Linked DNA regions of Homo sapiens: region 2 is linked to region 1. Evidence: read pairs that join two places in POLR2A ChIA-PET (ENCODE). Cell type or tissue: OCI-LY7. All regions are shown on one strand. Links, peaks and the distances in the headings refer to the core of each region. The heading gives the core; the rest is flanking DNA.

Evidence for each region. Peaks named below come from ENCODE experiments on the same cell type or tissue, not always from the same donor. Only the 100,000 strongest peaks of a DNase experiment are listed, where the experiment ranks them.
Region 2: POLR2A ChIA-PET joins it to region 1 with 5 read pairs; 3 of 35 experiments call an interaction of 5 or more read pairs at or near these places.

Annotation. Positions count from the first base shown.
Region 1 is chr20:32,035,303-32,038,118 of GRCh38, forward strand. No RefSeq gene overlaps it. Among named protein-coding and RNA genes, the nearest start is that of HCK, 16 kb to the right of the region's middle. RefSeq lists enhancers at 1-30, 2,796-2,816. In OCI-LY7, for the core only: no CTCF peak of the experiment used is centred there; a DNase peak (open chromatin) is centred at 1,639; H3K27ac peaks cover 503 bases.
Region 2 is chr20:32,117,489-32,120,304 of GRCh38, forward strand. All of the region lies in intron 1 of TM9SF4 (transmembrane 9 superfamily member 4), which reads left to right. Among named protein-coding and RNA genes, the nearest start is that of TM9SF4, 9.2 kb to the left of the region's middle. In OCI-LY7, for the core only: no CTCF peak of the experiment used is centred there; no DNase peak of the experiment used is centred there.

The sequences.
Region 1 (2,816 bases), core at 260-2,759:
ACAAAGTTCTCAATTGTAAAGTCAAAGAGTGAGACACCAGCTCTTTCTGGGGAAGCTGGAAAAGGTTTCACAGGGGAGGTGAGCCATGAGCGAGAGCTTGAAGGACAAGGTTTTTGGTGGGTGAACAATAGAAGAGAGAGCCCTCCAGATGGGGACCCAGCACAAGCAAAGGCAGGGGAGCTTGAAGGAGCATGGCGTGCTCTAGGACTGGCAACCGGTTAGCACTCGTGCAGCACTTAGGCTCCCTGGCCAGAGGGTCGGAGGGTTTTTAATCCGAGCTCTGCCATCTGCTTGTTCGGTGACCTTGGGAAAGCCCCTAAAATGTCCCTGGGTCTTGGTTTCCTCATCTGTAAAGTGGGGTTGATAATAGCCTCACCCTCGTAGATCCCATAGATTGTCATGAGTCTTAAGATATTTCACGTAAAAGTATATGTAGAAAGTGCTCAATTAGTGACCATTGTGATAGCTGGAGGAACACGGAGTGTGTGAGGTGGGGGACGAGGTGGGTGGGTAGGAGTTGCAGGAGAGGAAACCAGAGAAGTGGATAGATTAGAAGCCCTTGAAGGGCAGGCTAGGAAGCATAGGCAATGGGAGGCTATCTAATGTTTGTTGTTGTTATTGTTGTTTTTGTTATCGTTGTTTGAGGCGGGTTCTCACTCTGTCACCCAGCTGGAGTGCAGTGGAACAATCAAAGCTCACTGCAGCCTCCAGCTCCTGGGCTCAAGCCATTCTCAGCCTTCAAAGTAGCAGAATTACAGGTGTGCGCCACCAGGCCTGGCTATTTCTAAATTTTTTTTGTAGAGACGTGCTCTCTTTATGTTGCCCAGGATGGTCTTGAACTCCTGAGCTCAAGGGATCCACCCGCCTGAGCCTCCCAAAGTGCTGAGATTACAGGCGTGAACAAAGGTGCCCCACCTGGGAACAAGCCAGGGGACCTGCATTTTCTTGAAGCGAATCAAGCTGCTGGAGAGGAGGATCAATAGGAAAACAGAGGAGCGTCTGGAAGCAGGGAAGTGGGGAGGAGGCTGGAACCAGGACCACATGAGAGATGGTAAGACCTGACTGAGCTGGGGTAAGAGGAAGGAAGAGGAGAGAGTAGGTTCAAAGAGGAAAGAAGAGAAAGAGAACTCTGCCTACCCCCACCCCCACTCAGAAATAGTAGCCCCTCACATTCTTTGACCAAATTCATTCGTTCATTCATTCATTCATTCCACAACCATTTATTTAGCATTTAAACCCTGGCCTCTTGGAGTTTACATTCTAGGAGTTTATATTACTATTAAATGTTACTAGGAGCTTCCAGATGCAGTAACGACCCAATCAGGTCTAAATGGCCAGAAATTGATGGCCCTCTTGGTGGGTCCTCCCACTTGACTTGTTGCTTATCCTCAGGTATTTCAGAGCAGGGGCAGAGGGGTCTTAAAGCCAGGCCAGCCTGTTCTGCCCACTTCCTACCTTGGGGAGTTCACTGTCTCCTATGGCAGCCCCTTCTATCCAATGCAAGAGCTAACATCCACCTCCTTGTCCCCCCACTCCCTGCCCGCCGTCCCCAGGGCCCCCCACCTGGCTTCTAACATCACCTTTAAGAGCCCTACACGGTATCCCTGATGCCTCAGCCACTGGGCAGCCCTGCAGCAACGTGCAGAAAATGATGCAATCTGCAGAAACTTCTCAACTTCTCATTTATATCTAAAAGCAGACTGTTCTCAAAAAAAATATTTTCAAAGCCTATCATGCAGACAAAGGGGGAGTGCGTTTGATGTGTAAAGACCTACAAGTAAATAAGACCAACAGCCTAATAGAAAAATAGGCAAATTATTTATACAGACAGTTCACAGAAAATACAAACGACTCTAAAACGTGTGACAAGATGTTCAACCTCACTCATAAGATAAATGCAAATTAACACAACACCGAGCAACCATTTTTCAATTAAGAGATTGGCAAAGTTTGGAAAAGTGTGATCACTCACTATGTGGGTGTAGGTGTGAGGAAACAGACACTCTCACACATTCCTGGTGGGAGAGCAAGTTGGTATAAACCCTACTGAGCAATATCTACCAGGATGCAGGAGCCCTTTGATGCAACAATTCCACTGCCAAGAATTTCTCCGGCATTTATACCCACACGAGTGGAAACCAATGTGCAAGGAAAGTCATTGCAGCTTTGTCTCTAATAACAAGAGTTTGGAAATAAACCAAATGTTCAGTGATAGGGGTCTGGTTAAATGAACTGTGGCTCATGCAGGCAATAAAATACCATGCAGCCATAAATAAGAACTAGGTAGCTCTGTGCACCGATACAGAATTATTTCCAAGATAGAGTAAGTGAAAAAAAAAAAAAAAAGCAAAGTACAGAACAATGCACTTTGAATAGTGCTGTATTTTTGTTTAAGGAGGCGGGAAATGTCTTTTAAGTATAGAATAGTTCTGGAAGGTACACAAAACAAGTTATAGTTGTGCTTCTGAGCTGGAGGAGTGTGTGGCTATAGAATAAAGAGGGAAGGAGACTTTCTCTGCATGATGTGTCCTAAATGTTATGTCATGAATATGAATTACAGCAGAGCAATTTTTTCAAAAACCACTATTCCAGTATTGTGGTATTTACTGAACTCTATAGACACTATCTGTTTCCATATCTGTCTGACCCCTCCAACCCCACGCCTACTCTCAACACTCACGCTTACACACACACACACACATGCACACACACACACACACGCACACACACACACACACACAGAATCTTGGAAAGGGAGGCTGGTTCTGACTCATTCCTACATTCCCTGGAGCTCAGCACAGCACCAAGCACAGAGC
Region 2 (2,816 bases), core at 10-2,509, 82 kb after region 1:
TCCTGTTTTCTTTGGAAGATGTTAATTGTTCACACCTTTCAAACTGGGTGGGGTGAATTTGGAGTGGCTGGGGGTACTTTTGAGTCCTAGCAGCCCTTCATTAGACAGCTGTTTGGGGGAGATATTTCTGAGTGCCCAACCCACCCCCGCCCCCCCAAGAATAAAACAGATGGGGAGGGAAAGACCTTGATTCTTGGTTCTCTTGAGCTTTATAACATTCCAGGTCACCTGTATCTTTGCCAGTGATGGCGTGTTAGATTACAGCACAAAAGGCTTCTAGATTGCCATCACCTTGTTCCTTGATATGCTGCCTTTGAGGTCTCTTTTGCTACTTGGAAACCAAGTAGCAAAAGCAAAATGACGTTGAATGGGCTGGTTCACATCTCTTAGGACTCTTTGCATGGCTCTGAACATGCAGAAGATGATTACTAAATATTTAATTGACTTTTCAGACTGAACCTCTCATGGGAGTTAATGAGGCAATCAATTAAAAATTAAAAGAAAATTTAAAGGAATTTCCTAAGAAGCAGGTACTTTGCTTTTTCCTTACAGAAAAGAACTGCAGGCCAAACATCCTCTATCAGGCTATCAGGAATATAGAAGGTGATGAAGTCATAGAATCATAAAAAGTTGGAACAGTGTCCAGGGGTTTTACCAGAAACCCATGAACTTCTAGTCCTTGATTCTCTGTGTATTGGAATATTTTTTCCGAGATCAGTATCTGTAGCTTTGATAAGTTTCTCAGAGGGATTTGTGACACCCTCCCCAAGATTAAAAATTGCTGATCTGTCTGCTTACCCACATACCTGGTGCCAGAATCCGCTCTGCATAATTCTTACCTTAGCCCACTTTCTGCACATCTTCTGTGGAACTCATCCCAGTATTTTCAGAGGCAACCCATTTCCTTCACTTCTTAAAATATAAATGAATATATGTCTTTAATTTTTTAATTTTTTTAGAGACAGGGTCTCACCCTGTCACCCAGGTTGGAGTGCAGTGGTGGAATCATAGCTCACTCTAACTGCAGCCGTCGGACTCCTGGGCTCAGGTGATCCTCCCACGTAATTATAGGTATTAGCTACTATGCCCAGCCTAAATGTATTTATTTTGTTGTATTTATTTATTTATTTATTTATTTATTTATTTATTTATTTATTTTTATTTTGAGACAAGGTCTCACTCTGTTGCCCAAGCTGGAGTGCAGTGGCGTGATTTCTGCTCACTGCAACCTCCACCTCCCAGGCTCAAGTGATCCTCCCACCTCAGCCTCCAGAGTAGCTGTGACTACAGGCAAGCACCACCATTCCTCATTAATTTTTTGTATTCTTTGTAGAGACGAGGTTTTGCTCAGGCTGGTCTCAAACTCTTGGGCTCAAGCGATCCACCTGCCTCGGCCTTACAAAGTGCTGGGATTATAGTCCTGAGCTACTCTGCCCGTAAATGTATTTATTTTTAATAAGGGTGATCCATGTATGTGGAAAAGAGTATTAAAAAGCTATAAAAGTATCAAAACATTATGTTGTGTGCCTACCATAAATATATTCAATTTTTACTTGTCAGTCTTTAAAAAGCTATAAAATGGATCAGGCGCAGTGGCTCACACCTGTAATCCCAGCATTTTGGGAGACTGTGTTGCTCATAAAGGAATACCTGAGGCTGAGTAATTTATAAAGAAAAGAGGTTTATTTGGCCAGATTTGGTGGCTCATGCTTGTAATGTCAGCACTTTGGGAAGCTGAGGCAGGTGGATCGCTTGAGCCCAGGAGTTCAAGACCATCCTGGGCAACATGATGAAACCCAGTCTCTATTAAAAATACAAAAATTAGGGCTGGGCACCGTGGCTCATGCCTGTAATCCCAGCACTTTGGGAGGCCGAGGCAAGCAGATTCTAGTGGGTGTGTGGTGGTACCTCACTGTGGTTTTGGTTTGCGTTTTCCTATTGACAAATGATATTAAATATATTTTATGCTTATTAGTCATTCATATATCTTCTTTGGTGAATTTCTGTACAAATCTCTTGTCCATTTTTAAATCGGATTGTCATTTTCTTATTAAGTGTTCTTTGTATATTCTGGATATAAGTTCCTTATCAGGTATGTGATTTGCAAAGAATTTTCCACTAGTCTTTGGCCCATCTTTTCATTTTCTTAGTGGTATCTTTGGAAGTGTAAAAGTTTTTAAATTTTTATGAAATTTAATTTATTATAATTTTTTTAATGGATTCTGGTTTTGGTGTTGTATCTAAGACATTTTTGCCTAACCCAAGATCACAATGATTTCTTATTTTTTCCGTATAGAGGTTTTTGAGTTTTAGCTTTTTTGTTTAGTTCTGTGATCCATTTTGACTTAATTTTTGTGTGTATGTTCTGAGGTTCCATGTGCATATGGCTACCCAGTGGTCCAAGCACTATGTTTTGAAAAGACTTATGTTTCTCTATTGAATTTGCCTTGTCAGCTTTGTTGAAAATCAATTTAGTATAAATGTAAAGATTTATTTATAGACTTTTAATTATTTTCCACTGATCTTTATGCATATTCTTACCACACTGTCTTGATATTGTAGCTTTATAATATGTTTAGAAATTATGTAGTATAAGTCCTCCAATTACGTTTTTAAGGTTGTCTTAGATGTTCTGGGTCCTTTGTATTTCCATATAAATGCTAGAATCAGCTTGTCAGTTTCTACAGAAAAACCTGCTGGAATTTTGATAAGGATTGCATTGAATCTATAGATCAATTTGGAGAGAACTGACATCCTGACAATATTGAGTCTTCTAGTCCATGAACATGGAATATCTCCGCAATTACCTTTGTTCA